3 separate regions of the Homo sapiens genome follow, and all the other regions are linked to region 1. A link is a contact called in ENCODE Hi-C or POLR2A ChIA-PET data. All regions are on one chromosome and are shown on one strand. The core of a region is the stretch at or near the end of the contact, and the rest is flanking DNA. Distances in the headings are between cores, read along the strand shown.

Region 1 (4,979 bases), core at 915-3,414:
TTGGCCTGGTCCCCAGCGGTGCCTACAGGAGGTCTGGCTCTGGAGTCCCAGGTCTGGGGTAAGGGACAAGAGTGAACGGAAGCCGGGGCCCCTCTTGGGATCCGCAGTGGGAAGATGATCTCTATCCCCACCTGTTCTGGCAAATCCAGAGTGAGAGACTGAGCAAAGTTGGAGCCGCCGTTGGAGACAGCATCAAGTGGGTTTATTTTTCACCCCCACGGGAGAAAGCAGTAAGTCCCTTCCCATCTCCATTTCCTCTGCAAATCAGGGTAACCTGTGTGCAAAAGCACCACTTAGAAGACCCCTTAACTCCTGGAGCACAGGTGACTCTGTGTTCTAGTGGCACTCGGTTCATGAGGCTAGCAGGGCACTCACCTCCCTTTGTTATTCTTGGTTGTAAGTGTCTGTTGCCCTAAGACTGAAAGTAAGTCCACAGCAGGGGTCACACCTTGCTTTTCCTTGCAATCTTCAACACAGGGCCCAGGGCTCCACAGGCACACAACACATGTGTAGATGAAAGGCTTCCAACTTTGCGGTTCATCTAGGTGCTGAAAATGTCTGAGGGAAGGAATCCCTAGGTGCTTCTGGACAACAGCCACTGATAAGCAATTAAGCTCATTTGCATAAGGTTAATTAAACACAGGTTTACTGCTCAGAAAGAAGATCCTTCATCAATAGGATTCGTTTTGGGAGCAGGTATCAGGTAAGTGATTGTTAACCTAGAAAAGGAAAACTTTGTTCCTGTTCCAACTGTGTCCTAAAGGGGGTATTCCTTCACTCCGTCATACTTTTCCAGGTCACTGGCACACAGGTCCACCCATTCGTAGCTACCCTGCTCTAAAGCCTTGATCCGTTGCAAACATGTGACTCCTGCCTTGAATTCAGAACACCAACAAAAGCAGAACTGGATCTGCATGCTCTTCCCATGAATTCTAAACAGCCTCATCTCCTCTCTCCATCCTCAGATGCTTGGCTAAGAGCACAAACTCTGGAGCCAGATTTACTGAGGTCTCAATGCTGCCCTGTCATTGATGAGTGACATTGGGCAAGTTGTTGAATCTCTCTGTGCCTTAGCTTCCTCATCTATAACATAGGGAGATTAACAGTACCTACTTCATAGAACTGTTTTCTGTTAATATATGTAAAGCACTGAGAACAGCTCCTGGCATACAAGAAGTGCTATTGTATTGGTGTTTGCAAAGATTACAACTCCCTCTGAATTCACTTTCCTGAGACTCAAGCCAGGAATGCTTTTAGAGTCCCAAAATGTACCCCAGTCCATCACCCTCCTCTCCTCCAGGGGCCCAGAAAGGGGGCCCAGAAAGGAGGACAAACCGGTGCTTTTTCAAGCCTGGACTATTGAGCTTTCTGAAGACACATTCATAAGAATCTACAAGCACAGAGGTTGGAAGGGCATCCTGCAACGCCAATGCATGGACTATTGAGTTTCTGGAGACACATTCATAAGAATCTAGAAGCACAGAGGTTGGAAGGGCATCCTGCAACGCCAATGCATTGACTCTATGTGTCCAAAGAGGCGAAGACTTGCCCAAGTTCCCTCAGCAGGTTAGTGCAGAGGAAAGGAAGTCAGCCAGGTCTCTGGATTTTCTGGGGCTAGGAACTGCCTGTCTTTTTCCTAATTTCTGTTCTAATCTTTTCTTTTCTTTTAAGTAGCGACAGGGCTTCACCTTGTTGGCCAGACTGGTCTCGAACCCCTGACCTCGGTATCCTCCCAGCTCAGCCTCCCAAAGTACTAGGATTACAGGCGTGAGCCACTGCGCCCGACCAGTTTCTTTAGAACAATCTCAACAGTCCTTTTTGGGCCAAGTCCTTCACTCTTGGATTCTATTTTACTCCCCATAACACCCCCTTCCACATACGTAGACTAATAATATTCCAGTCTGATGGGTTGTCTGTGCTGAAAGAGAGGGAGCCACATCGACATTGGTCGTTTTCTTATTTGGCATCCCAAGGGAGACATTTAAAACTACTCACCCAATTGCCCAAGTGGCCTCCAAAGAACCAGATATCTCTAGGGGAAGAACAGAAATCCAGCCAACAAAGATTGTCCTCTAACGCCTTACATCGAAGGCCCAGAGCCAAGGAAGAGGCGGAGATGTCCCGCAGTCCCCTATGCTCGGCTGTTACCTGGAAAGGATCATTTCACTTCCACTGAAGAGAAAAGGAATGAGTCCTGAATGGAATGCTGCCCGGCAGCTCCCAGCGCCCGCTGGTAGAGTACCCGCCGCTGTCCCTGGGTGGCTCCGGGGCTTCGAGCCTAACAGTCCTCCTGCGGCGCGCCTGGAGGCTGGGAGCTGTGCGGCCGCTCCCGGCAGATCGACTGAGGTCCCAGTGGCCGCAGGGCCCACGTGCATGCTGAAGCACTAGCAAAGCAGTTGCACCATTTTTCTGTTGGAAAGATATTTCAGAAAACATTGCCTAAGTCATCGCAGGAAATCTGAACGTGGTTGGACTTTGTTTCCTCTTTGTCTTACCACTCGGGACTGTGTTTTTGTAACTCAATTACCTGAGACCTGGGTCCCGATCTTTTCAGGGTCTGTGCCTCTGTAAGTCTTATCAGGCTTTACCTCTCAGTGATTGGTGTAAAATGATGACAGTAAAACAGTAAAACCCACAGGGTGGGGCTGTCAGGAATTTTTTAAACATTATTTTATTTTTCTGCCCCCTCCCCCTTTTCTTTTTTTCTTTTATTATTTATTTATTTGGTCTGGAATATTTCAATGAAATATTGGTGAAGCCCTTGACATATGGTAGATACTCATTAAGTGGTGGCTTTTTTTTTTTTTTTGATTCAAAGGATTCTGTCACTCTTATTGCAAGTTCCTCATACGTTTATCGTTGCACTAGTTCCTGTTATGTTTCGGAGCTGAAATGGATCAACTTTGGCAAGACGAAATTTCCTTAAGTGTAAGGTACTGCAATACTCAGGATTGTGCAGAGGGAAGCAGAGGCAAGATGGGAAAGATCGCAAACTAGGGCCCGAGGGCCAGAGGCAAAATGCACCGCAGAGATGAATCTGCCTAGGCCCCACCTCCTTCTATTCCGTCTCCTAGGACTACTACATTTTATTTGTGTTAAAAGATATCACCTGTAGATGAAAGGTGTTTTCAGTGGTAAACCGTGCACCGGCGTATAAACGTGGTGTAAAAAAAAAACCAAACAGAAAAACAACCTGATGTAAAAACAGAAAAACAACCTGATGTAAAAATATGGAACGCTTCACGAATTTGCGTGTCATCCTTGCGCAGGGGCCATGCTAATCTTCTCTGTATCGTTCCAATTTTAGTATATGTGCTGCCGAAGCGAGCACGGTGTTTCGTCCTTTCCACAAGATATATAAAGCCAAGAAATCGAAATACTTTCAAGTTACGGTAAGCATATGATAGTCCATTTTAAAACATAATTTTAAAACTGCAAACTACCCAAGAAATTATTACTTTCTACGTCACGTATTTTGTACTAATATCTTTGTGTTTACAGTCAAATTAATTCTAATTATCTCTCTAACAGCCTTGTATCGTATATGCAAATATGAAGGAATCATGGGAAATAGGCCCTCTTCCTGCCCGACCTTGGCGCGCGCTCGGCGCGCGGTCACGCTCCGTCACGTGGTGCGTTTTGCCTGCGCGTCTTTCCACTGGGGCCGGGGCGGCGCGGAGGGTTCAGACGCGGGCTCTTACTCAAACGCTGATCCCCGAAACTACCGAGCAGTGTCTGCGCGACGCGAAAGCATTTTTGGAGCGAGGGGCCATGGTGCCCATGGGATTCCCACGGGTGTTGGACTCGGGACCCCGAAAAGGTTGCGAGTCGCTGGTTGGACCCTTCCCTGCGCGGGGACCCGAGAGACGTGACCCTAGCGAGGCCTGGGGCCACCCACTGTGGGCTGGAAGGGGCCGACAGGGGTTGCGGCGGGGGATCGTGGGGAGGGTTGGCCAGGGCGCGCCTTCAGCTTCCCCTCGGCTTCTCGGAACTAGCTCTCTGCATTCGGAGCCAAGGCGATGAGGGTGTCTGCTTTGGGACGCAAACTTCCAGTAGTGGTGGAAGTCTGGGAAGGGTCACCACCGTTTGAGCCAACATTTAGAAAGAGCCAGGCGCTTAACCTAAATGGTATCATTTCCCCCATTTTGCAGTTTAGCAAACAGGCTCTGGGAGGTTAAACCATCTGCTCCAGTGATCCTGCCACTGGTTAAAGTAGTTGGGATTTGGATGCGAGTCTGGTTTCAAAGACTTTTTTTTTTTTTTTTTTTTTTTTTTTTTACGCAGTGGAGTTTGGAAAAGATTTGAGACCACAAGTGCAGCCTCCGCTTTCCTTGTTAGAGTTACTCCAGAAGCCCTGACCAGCTCAGACTTTCCTTCCTACTTCCATTCCTTCAACAAATATTGAACATCTGTGGTGTCAGCACCCGGGCTTCAGGGATGCGTGAGTGGGCAGGGTTGCTATGGTCATGGAGCTCGGTTCCAGCAGGGGAGCCAGGCAGACATGAAAGAGCCCTCTGGATGCCGAGACGTGTGCTGTGAAAGTGTGGCATAGAAAGTGCCTGGGGGATGATGGCCACTTCAGTGGGGCAAGAGAGAAGGTGACATTGGAGCTGTCATTGATGATAACGGCGGCAGCGCTGAGGGGACGGGGACCGAGATCCAGGCAGAGGACCTTGCAACCACCTGACTCAGTGTCACCCATCTGGGCCAGCCCTTCCCGGGAGACCACTGTGGTGGTAGTTGCTGCTCCCAGCAGTGCTGTGGCTCAGTACTGAGAGAGGGGAGGGACCTGGGGAGCCACTGCCAGGGAGTTCGGGCTTTGGAGGCTTGAGTTCTCCCCACTCGGTACGCCTCTTAAGTGAAATGGAAGTCATTTGACTAGCTTCTCATCTGACCTTACTAAATAAGCAGTAGGCAAACGCAAACCTCAGAATGCTAATATGGCCTTTACTGAGTGAAAAGAGCTAATTTGGACAATG
Region 2 (4,979 bases), core at 1,668-4,167, 460 kb after region 1:
AGTTTTTGATATTTCAAATAATGCTGCAGTCAACATCCTTAAGTACCATACTTAAAGGACAAATTCATTCCTAGTACTGGAACTTGGTTTAGTGACTACTTAAAATCTTGACAGAAGTTATCAAATTGCCTTCCATCTCTCTACATCTTTATTGACATCAGATCTAATCATTTAATTTTTGCAAAGTTGTGATTAATGAAAAATAGCATTTCATGGTTTGATTTGTATGCCTTTATTATGAGTAACATTGAACACTTTCATATATTTATTGACTATTGGTGTTTGCTTTGGGGTTGTGTGTGTTTTTTTTCTACTTGTTAGAAGTTCCTTAGAAGTTTGAGGACATTTTCTCTGTCATGTAATAGTTGTAGCTTATTTACTTTAAATATGGTACTTTTGTATCCAAAGTTTACATTTTTCTATAGTCAAATTTATCACAATTTAAAAAAATGGATTCTGAGTTTTAGATCCTGCTTGTAAGGCTGTCTCTATTCCAAGTCATACTTTTTTTTTTTTTCCCCCATGATCTATTTGAAAAAGACACTTTTATGGCTTCCCTTCCCTTCTTTCTCCTTCTCTTCTTTGGTTTAAAATGTTGATTTTCCTATAATTTGTTTGGTTTTTGTTTGTTTGTTTTTTGAGACAGGGTTTCATTCTGTCACCCAGGCTGGAGTGCAGTGGTGCCATCATGGCTTACTGTCGCCTTGATCTTCCGGGCTCAAGTGATCCTCTCACCTCAGCCTCCCAAGTAGCTGGGACTACAGGTATGTGCCACCATGCCCAGCTAATTCTTTTTATTTTGGTATTTTTTGTAGAGATGGGGTTTTGCCATGATGCCTAGGCTGGTCTTGAACTCCTGGGTTCAAGCAGTCCTCCCACCTCAGCCTCTCAAAGTGTTGGGATTACAGATGTGAGCCACCACACCTGGCCTTGGACTAGTATTTCTTCATTTGTCTTTTTTAAGTGGGGAGGTGGGAGTGGCTAACTTTTTTCATTATTACGTGTTTATTTTTCCAGATGAAGTTTGGTGTAATTTTATCATGTTAAGAGATTATTTCGTTTAGCATTGAATTAATAGATTTAGGGACATCTGTACAGTTCTGCACTTCTGAGCTTTTTTTTTTTTTTTTTTTTTATCCAAAAGAAAGCTATGTCTGGTTAGGTAAATCATACACCTGTATCCAGAGTTTTGTTTTGTTTTTTTTTTTAGGTTTTTCTTTTTAATGAAGGTCTTACAACTATTTTCCTTTTATTACCACTACGTACTTCTAAATATTAATGTTTTTACAAAAGCACTGTAATGGTTTTTTTTGTTTTTAAAGAAATAAATTTTCAGTTACTTCTTTTGGATGTCCCAGATACACTAATCGTTTGCAAGTAACAATAATATGGCATTCTCATTTCCAGCCTTCACATCTCAGGAGAGTATTAAAGGGTGGTATTGGAGCACACCCTCAGGACATGTTTGTTTTCAAATTTAGATTCTCTGTGGCCATTCCAGCCTCTATAGAGATCTGAAAAAAACATTTAGTGCCACCCTCTCATTTTATAGTTCAGGACACAAGCCCAGAAAGGCCACACAAGGACTATGTGTGTCGTAACTGAGAGTAGGCTCTGGGTCTCTTGACCCACTGAACAGTGCTCTTTCACTGTGAGATGCCAGTACTAGGGAAGCTCACCTTCAGATCTCTGCTAGGTCACTCCCTGGCTGCAATAACCTAGTGAGACTGCGGAAATCATCCAGACAGGTTTTAAAACATTTTTTTCTTTGTTTCAAGTAATGTCTGCTGTATATGACAGATCACCAAAGAAAATACTGGCAGTAGTGTATTCCTTCAGATACTTGACCTAGAAAATTTCAGTATGAGAGAGGCAAATTTTAGGTGGTTCACAAAACCTTAGCTTGTTGGCAAGTTTAGACAAAATTATATTTTCTAATTTGCCTGTGCTTTAGAAATTTGGTGTGCTCAGTCCATCAGAGGGGCGGACTGGGGTTTTGCTTTTGCCTTAATCAATGGCAAGATACTCTTGCATGTTGGCGCTTATTGAACACCTACTGTATTTCAGGCACTGCACCACAGATATGCATACAAAAATAAGAGAGACCAGTGTGGGCAACAAAGTGAGACCCCCTCTCTGCACAAAATTAAAAAAAAAATTAGCTGGGCATGGTGGTGCATGTCTGTAGTCCCAGCTACTCAAGAGGCTGAGGTGGGAGGATCACTGAAGTCCAGGAGGTCGAGGCTGCAGGGAGCTGTGATTGTGCCGCTGCACTCTAGCCTGGGTGACAGAGCAAGACCCTGTCTCAAAAATAAAAATAAGAAAGATGGACTCTGTCCTTGATAAGCTTGTTCTCCATTTAGATGCATCTATTTGAAATTTGATTTTCTGTATTTCCTCTAATTTTCCAAATAAAAAAATTTTTTGACTCTGACTTGGGCCACCTTCTGAAAACATTTCAGACACATCACTAAGTTGTTGCACATCTTTTTTAATGCAGGGCCAGGGAGATAATCCAGGAGTTTGAGACCAGCCTGGGCAACATGGCGAGACCCTGTCTCTACAAAAAATACTAAAATTAGCTGAGTGTGGTGTGTGCCTGTAGTCCCAGCTACTTGGGAAACTGAGGTGGGATTGCTTGAGCCCGGGAGGCAGAGGCTGCCGTGAGCTGTGATGGTGCCGCTGCACTCTAGCCTGGGCAACAGAGTGAGACACTGTCTCAAAACAAACCATGCAAAGCTGATTAGAAAGGGTAAGTCCCTCAAGGATAGTGCCCATCCTTTAAAAATAACTTTCTGCTTGTACTCTACTTTGGACCTGGTAAGTTTGCTAGGTACGGCTTAGCATACATCTTATTGAAAAGTTTTAGTGTCCAGGTGCAAGGCTTACAATTCCCTCCTCATGCTAAATCAGCAAGGCTCCGTTCCTGTTTCAGTTTCAGTTTTGGAACATGCTGTCCTATTTTAGCATGATGTTGAAACTAATAGAATAGACAGTGACACAAAAGCACTGTGCAGATTTTAACGTGGCCAGTTAGGCCTGGCTGTCCTTTGAGAAGAACCTAGTTGATGTTAATATTAACATAAAGATAGTAGGGGAGTTTTTTTTTTTTTTAAATTATAAGAAGGAGTGCAGGATAAAAGGCTGGAACCACATTAGCCGAAGGTAAAAGCAAAGACTGGTGTGGTGTTGAATAAAAACAGGGGACCATTCATACTAATGGCTGTATTTAAGTCACCCAAGGCACATTTGGGTGGTGAGGAGACTGCTTCGTGGTGGTGAGGCATGGGTGCAGTGAGTTGTTATGCCAGGAAAGGAGCACGATTAAGCCAGCGGTCTCCATTAGAGGCTGCTTGGCATCCTGGGATTGAAGCCAGGGGACTGACTCAAGTCTAATGTCTTATTCTCAGACAGTATTGATGCTAAAACCTTTTGAATACTGACGGAGGTAGGAATTTATCTTGTGAAGACCTCTAGGGATGGAAAGGTCCACACTGTCTCCTAGAAGCTCTTCCACATGTCCCTAGGCAGAGCTATTCCATAGTGTCTCCATTGTGTTTGCATTAGCACTTTGCCCTTTCCACCTAGATACCTGTCATGTCAAGAAACCATCACCTTCCTTAACAAAAGTAAAACCCAGAAACTCCACTGGGGTTTTTGCTGATTTTCTTTGCTGGCTGCCATCAAGATAGTCCCCAGCACAGTTGAAGGGCATCTAAAGACAGGCCTGACAGTTTAAGAAACTGACATTGAAGATTAGAGAATAGCAGAATATTATAGCTATTATGTAATATTAAATCCAGATGGCTGTTCTACAAGTTTAATGTGCTTAGAATTACCTCACAGAGCTTGGATCCATGAAGTCTGAGGAGGAACTTAGGAGTCTGTGGTCTGACTGAGGCAGTCCTGGGACCACTCTTTGAGAAGCGCAGCGCTGCAGAGATCATCTGCTTTATGAGGCACAGTGGGCTTGGGCACAACCCCCTCTTTCTTCATCTTACAGCCTGGATATTCACTTACCTGTTGATTGCAACTCTCAGCCATTAGAGTCATCTGGGGAAGTTGGAAACAAACTTGGCCCCTCTCCCAACCAATGAAATTGGGATCCATAGTGGGTAGGGCCCTTGCAGTGGTCACTTTTAAAGCTCCCGTGGTTCAAAGGTGCAGCCAGGATTGAGAAACACTGCGTTAGCATAGACTTTGCTCCCTATAAGATGCATCTTTGTTTGCTCTACCAGGCACTCTTAAGGCTCATCTTGGGTATTTATACTTCAGGGTAAATAGATTCAGAAAGGGAAACTTGATAACAAATTGAGAGGCTAAGGGCCTTGATACAACTCTCAGTTTGTCCACCTTTTGACCACTTAGTTGGTCTTGGTGTAGGTCTGGGGAAGGGTGTGAAGGACTGTGGAGTTCTGGAATAAGGGCTGCTTGCCTCTGACCGAGAGTCCAGAGGTTGCAATTCAGTGACCTCTGGGCTGCATCTGACCAGCAGGTACATTCTGTTTGGCCTGCAGTGTGGTCACAGGTGGCAGTTTTTAAAAATATGAATGCCAGCCTCTAAAAATCAGATATCCATAAGAGCATTCTCAGATCTGATGATATTTGATGGACGACTTGGTGCTAAGTCAATGAAAACTTATGAGTGTGGGTTCATTAATTCTCATTTAGCCAGGTTACCCCATTCATAAGAGTGATGACGGAAATGGAATATGATTTAGCAACATTTCCTTCTGATTCTATTAGAAGGCAATGGGTTTTGATACTCAAATTTTAGTTTCACCATTTTCACCTTTTGCTCCACATCAAGCCCTTCTAAGGCTGGGCTCGAATAACAGAATCTGGCTTGGGAAATAGCAGTCCTGGGTTTAGTTTTGGTTTTGCTGTGGGAGCCTAGGGCTCTTCCTGGTTCTGAGTGTCCTCATTTATGCAAAAACAAGATCAAATTATTTCCAAGGTTCTACTTACTGGGAATCCAA
Region 3 (4,979 bases), core at 1,325-3,824, 280 kb after region 1:
TTAGGTGACTTTTGTATCTTATTCTCTTACTACATACTTCCAACAACTGTTGTTGAGCCGTAACTCTTTGGTGATTACTTTGCGTTTTATTTCTTCCTCACTGAGAAAATGGAACCAATCAGAAGATAACTTATAAAGGCTTCCACCAATATATACCTTATGCCCATGTGCCTACATCTCTGTCCGTTTACCGTATATGTTTTCTTCTGTAACTGAGGGTGAATGCTCTGGTATCTGTACTGAGACCAGATTCTACACTTGCACATTAGATCCTACTCACTTGCTTATTCAAGGATATTGCTTAGTAATTCTTTCTCTGCTACATTATCAATTTTTTGCCTCTTTACTAGCTCAGTCCCCCATCTTAAAAAAACTACTTTTCTCCTAATTTCCCTCCAGCTACATCCCTATTTTCTTTTCCTTCACCACAAATTCCTTTCCAGAGATGTCTCAATTTACTGTCTTTGATTTCTTTCCTCCTTTCTCTCATGAACCCTTTCCAGGTAGGTTTTTGACTAGCTCATGCCAAAGAAACTGTTGTTATCTAGGTCATCAGTGACCATTATACCACCAAAAAAAAGTAGTCATTTCCCAGTTTGGAAGAATTAAATCTTTTTAAAAAATGTAAAGAATGCCTACTACAGCCTAATAGGGTGGTTCACAATACAGAAAAAGGCCAATAAGGGTATGAAAAGTAGTCAATTTCTAGAAAGTCAAAGAAATGCAAATTTAAGACAATAAGATGTTTCTTATTCACTGTCCAGTGTCGGCAAGGAAATCTAGAACTCTCATATACCATTTGGTTATGCAAATGAAAATTGGTACATTTCTGGAAGCAATTTGACAATTTTTACAAGAGCTTTAAAATTGTGTTCGTCTTTTGACTTGCCCATTCTGTTTCTAAGAGTATGTCTCGGAAATAACACACAAATGCATGATGCATCCACCCACATACAACCAGGGAGGGAAGGATTCATCAAGGCATTAATTCTGGAAGGGAAACATGAAAATGACCTAAGTGTTTGACAATAGGAGATTGGTTAAAGTATGCTACATCTATATGGTAGAATACCAAGTAGCTACTTAAAATGATGACATTGGTTTGTTTATTTATTTGAAATTATTTTAAACTTTTTTCACATCAAGTTGCCATTAAAGATATGTTTATTAACATGGAAAGACTTTAATATGTTTTAAGAAGTGTATTCAATGCAAATTTTGTGGGGAACAAAGTATATTACATGCATGTGGTTATATGTGTGCACATACATAGGTACATATCAATGTATGTATAGGAAAATGCCTAGAAGATTGTATACCAAAATGTTTTTCAGCTGCTGTCAAGTAGTACAATTTTAGATGTTCTTTTAAAACTTGGAATGCTTGCATTAACAACAACAAAAAAAGAAAATGAAAGTTTTGCAAAAGAAAGAAAATCAATATCCCAATTATAGTCTGCTTACTTTTTCTGGTTTTACATTCAAACATTGATCATTAGACTTGGTTCATAGCTGGCTGGCTTGAACTGACCCAGTCCTGTTTCATAACCCTGCTGGACTTAAAACAGCCTAATGGTCTGCCAGCTGTGAGAGAATAGATGAGCCAGATAAAGTGTATTTACCATACTTTTAACTCCTGAGCTGCTTGGGAGTCTTTATAGACTCCTTTGATTAAGTCTACCAGGAGACCAGCTACTAACTCAGTAAACTAATCTGAGGAATAATGTAAAGTTAGAATAACTAGGATAGGTAGAGTTAAACTCCAGAGAAAAAAGGTGATGAAAAGTATAAGGCAAGCTTATTAAGGATGGGCTTATTAGGAACCTGATAAAAGGATGTGATAAAAATGAAATCAAAGGGTTTTACAGTGCTAAAGTTTAATAGTATTACATGTTGGAATTGTTTCCTGTTTCTTAGTATAGGTAATTTCTGTATGAATGGAAAATTCATGTGTAATTTTTGTTGTACTCCAAAGAACTTTAGCCACAATTTATTGTGAAATATTTGCAACCTTGAAAATTCAGAAATCTAGCAATAGGATCTCTCTCTGTCTCTCTCTTGCTCTAGCAAACGACTGCATATATTTCATACACACACACACACACACACACACACACACACTTATATACATGTATAGTATATTGGTTTTGTATAAGGTATAAAAAGCAAATTATTATAAAAACAATACATATGCTCAATGTGAAGAATTTTGTAAATAAAAGTTACAAAGGAGTCAATTTTTGCTGCCTTTTTCAATCTTTCAACGCATAATATGTAAATTTGCTTATTTATGCTCTATACTTCATGTTTATATCTTGTCTTTTTCACTTAATATTTTATGACTGTATTCTCATATCATTAAGTATTCTTTCCTTTAAAAATTCCCATTTAAAGATAGTCAAAGCAATATGAATTTGTTAATGATTTAGTATATGAATTGGAGAAAACATATTTTCTGCAGTCTTCTTTCTTAATGGGAGCTGACAGCCTAATGATGAAACTATATCATTCCAGCTATATTTTAAAAAATTACATAGTTGTCAAGTTTTTGTTTGACTAAGTCAGAGGGTTCATTAAAGATTGTAAGGCTGACATTCGTAGATAGGAACTTTAGTTTCACTTTCCCTAAGACAGCAAGAAATATTCTATAACAGAAAGATGACTATTTTTAGCTTTTCTTTCTGCTGGTGAGGTGGAATAGCAAATATTTTTAGAGCAATTGAAAGTACAGCCTCTTAGATTAGCTCAGTGTTTCTATCATCAGAATCTCAATTATTTTATGTATCTAGATTTTTTTTTTACTTCCAATGTTTTGAGTTTATGTAAATTGCAACATGATTCGTCTTTTTATTTTTGATCTAGTTCGTTTCTCTGTGGAACAATATAAAAGATGAAATTTCTAAAACCTTAACTTTTCTTTCTGCACTTTTTATGTATTTTGAGTTGTAATTATATTCTGCTTATTGTGGGCAGTTCTCTTCTTTCTTGGAGATGAAACTTTGATAATTAATACTTACGGGGAGATGGTGTTACAAATCTTCTCTCATAATAGGCTCTTAATATTCACAAGAGAGATCCCCCATGACCATTGTAAGTACCCTTAATTATGAACACCACTAGAACATTTCATCTTTCCCCAAAACGATGCCATAGGATAAGTGAAAATTTGAGGGACTTCTGTTTTTACCCTTAATGAAGGACATCTTGGTTGCTTCCAGGTTTTGGCAGTATAAATAAAGGTGCTGTAAGCATCCATGTGGAGGGCTTTATGTGGACATATGTTTTCAGCTCCTTTAGGTAAATACTAAGGAGTGTGATTGTGGGACTATATGGTAAGAGTATGTTTAGCTTTGTAAGAAACTGTCAAACTCTCTTCCACAGTACATGGTGCTATACTGTAAATGGTATTTTTTTTATTTCAGTTTCTGATTGTTTGCTGTTATTATATGGAAATACGACTGGTTTTTGTATAGCATCTTCACCTTGCTAAATTCGATTGTTCTAGAAGCGTTTTGTAGATTCTATTGAATTTTCTACATAGGTCATATTTTCTATGAATAGACAGTTTTACTCTTTTCCAGTCTTGATGCATTTTTCTTGCTTTATTGTGCTGGCAAGAACCTTCAGTATAATGTTGAATAGAAATGGTAAGAGTGGATGTCACTGCCTCATTCCTAATTTTTGAGGGAAAACATTGATTCTTTCACGTCTCAGTAAAGTGTTTCCTGTAAATTTTCATAGCTGTCTATTATCGATTTGAAGATGTTTACTTCTATTCCTGGTTTCTGGAGAGTGTTTATTAGGAATGGTTGTTGGGTTTTTGTCAAATGCGTTTTCCTCATCTATTGAGCTGTTAATATGGTGTTTCTTTTTTAGTGCGTTAATATGGTGACTTGATTTTTGAATGGTGAACCAGCCTTGTATTTTTGCAACAAATCTCCCTTAGTTATGATAAATTATTGTTTTTCCATATGGTTGGATTTTATTTGCTAAAGTTTTATTAAGAGTGTTTGCATTTATGTTCATGACAGGTAAATGGTTGGTAATTTTTTGTCTAATAAGGTCTTGGTCTCATTTTGGTACCAAAGTAGTACTGGCTTCATAGAATGAGTTAAGCATTTCTTTCTTTTCCATTTTTTTTTGGCGAGGATGGGGAAGAGTTTGTGTAGAATCAATATTTTTTCTTGTCAGGTAGAATTCTTCAGTGTTTTGAAAACATTTATGTAGGGTTGGTATTATTTTTTTCTTAAGTATTTGGTAGAAGTCCCCCGAGAATACACATGGGCCTAGAGTTTTCTTTCAGAGAAGTTATCAAATTACAAATTCAGATTCTTGTAGGGCTATTCAGGTTATCTTTTTTCTTAAGTAAACTTTGGTAGTTTTTTGTCTTAAGACATTTGTCCATTCTTGCTGAGTTATAAGTTTTTGTCATAAAGGTACGCCAAATATTAATAATATTCTCTTCACATCCATAGAATATGTAGTGATATAACCTCTTATTCCTGATATCGACAATCTATGTCTTTTCTTCTTTGTTCTCTTGATTAGTCTTGCTAGAGATTTCATTTTGATTTTCAAGAAGAAACCAGCTTTTGGTGTCACTGATTTTTCTATATTTTTGTTTTTCAATTTGATTATTTTCTGCTCTGATCTTTATTATTTTCTTTCTCCTGATTCCTTTGGGTTTCATTTCTCTTCTCTTTTTTTAGTTTCTTAAGGTATAAACTGAAACCATTGATTTAAGACCTTTTTTTTCTAATATAGGCATTTTAGAGCTGTAAATTTCTCTCTAAATACTGCTTTAGCTGTATCCCACAACTTGTGATATTTTTTGTTTTCATTTTCATTCAGTTCAAAATATTTTGTAGTTTTCCTTTTGATATCTTTGACCCAGGGGTTATTTAGAAGTGTAATAGTTCCCAAATATTTGGGCATTTTCCTGATATAGTTCTTGTTTTTTAAACTAACACATAAAAATTG

Evidence for each region. Hi-C counts contacts between places; a loop is a spot of excess contacts on that map. ChIA-PET counts read pairs that join two places held with the same protein, here RNA polymerase II (POLR2A). Pooled maps may share reads with other maps.
Region 2: a pooled map shows a loop between it and region 1 (6-fold over the local background). The contact joins the enhancer-like site here to the promoter of SKOR1-AS1 in region 1. A Hi-C loop is called at or near these places in 2 of 37 single-sample maps with no recorded cell type and 4 of 50 pooled maps. POLR2A ChIA-PET finds 5 or more read pairs at or near these places in 1 of 52 experiments (GM10248).
Region 3: a loop to region 1 is called in a pooled map, with 3 times the contacts of the local background. The contact joins the enhancer-like site here to the promoter of SKOR1-AS1 in region 1. A Hi-C loop is called at or near these places in 4 of 50 pooled maps. POLR2A ChIA-PET finds 5 or more read pairs at or near these places in 4 of 52 experiments (GM10248, GM12878, activated T-cell and 1 more).

What each region holds. Positions count from the first base shown.
Region 1 is chr15:67,836,715-67,841,693 of GRCh38, forward strand. SKOR1-AS1 (SKOR1 antisense RNA 1) reads right to left here and starts at 2,165. Exons shown (of 3, transcript NR_120345.1): 1 at 1,996-2,165; 2 at 376-719. RNU6-1 (RNA, U6 small nuclear 1) reads right to left here and starts at 3,331; the gene lies at 3,225-3,331. RefSeq lists enhancers at 115-645, 3,269-4,221, 3,677-3,726, 4,222-4,979.
Region 2 is chr15:68,296,319-68,301,297 of GRCh38, forward strand. ITGA11 (integrin subunit alpha 11) reads right to left here. Exons shown (of 30, transcript NM_001004439.2): 30 at 214-4,979. Among named protein-coding and RNA genes, the nearest start is that of FEM1B, 21 kb to the left of the region's middle. Within about 2 kb of position 2,918, at least 14 of the 41 ENCODE cell types and tissues checked have a DNase peak (open chromatin) inside an H3K27ac peak, as active enhancers do.
Region 3 is chr15:68,111,942-68,116,920 of GRCh38, forward strand. The region is part of intron 2 of PIAS1 (protein inhibitor of activated STAT 1); the gene reads left to right. Among named protein-coding and RNA genes, the nearest start is that of PIAS1, 60 kb to the left of the region's middle. Within about 2 kb of position 2,575, at least 3 of the 41 ENCODE cell types and tissues checked have a DNase peak (open chromatin) inside an H3K27ac peak, as active enhancers do.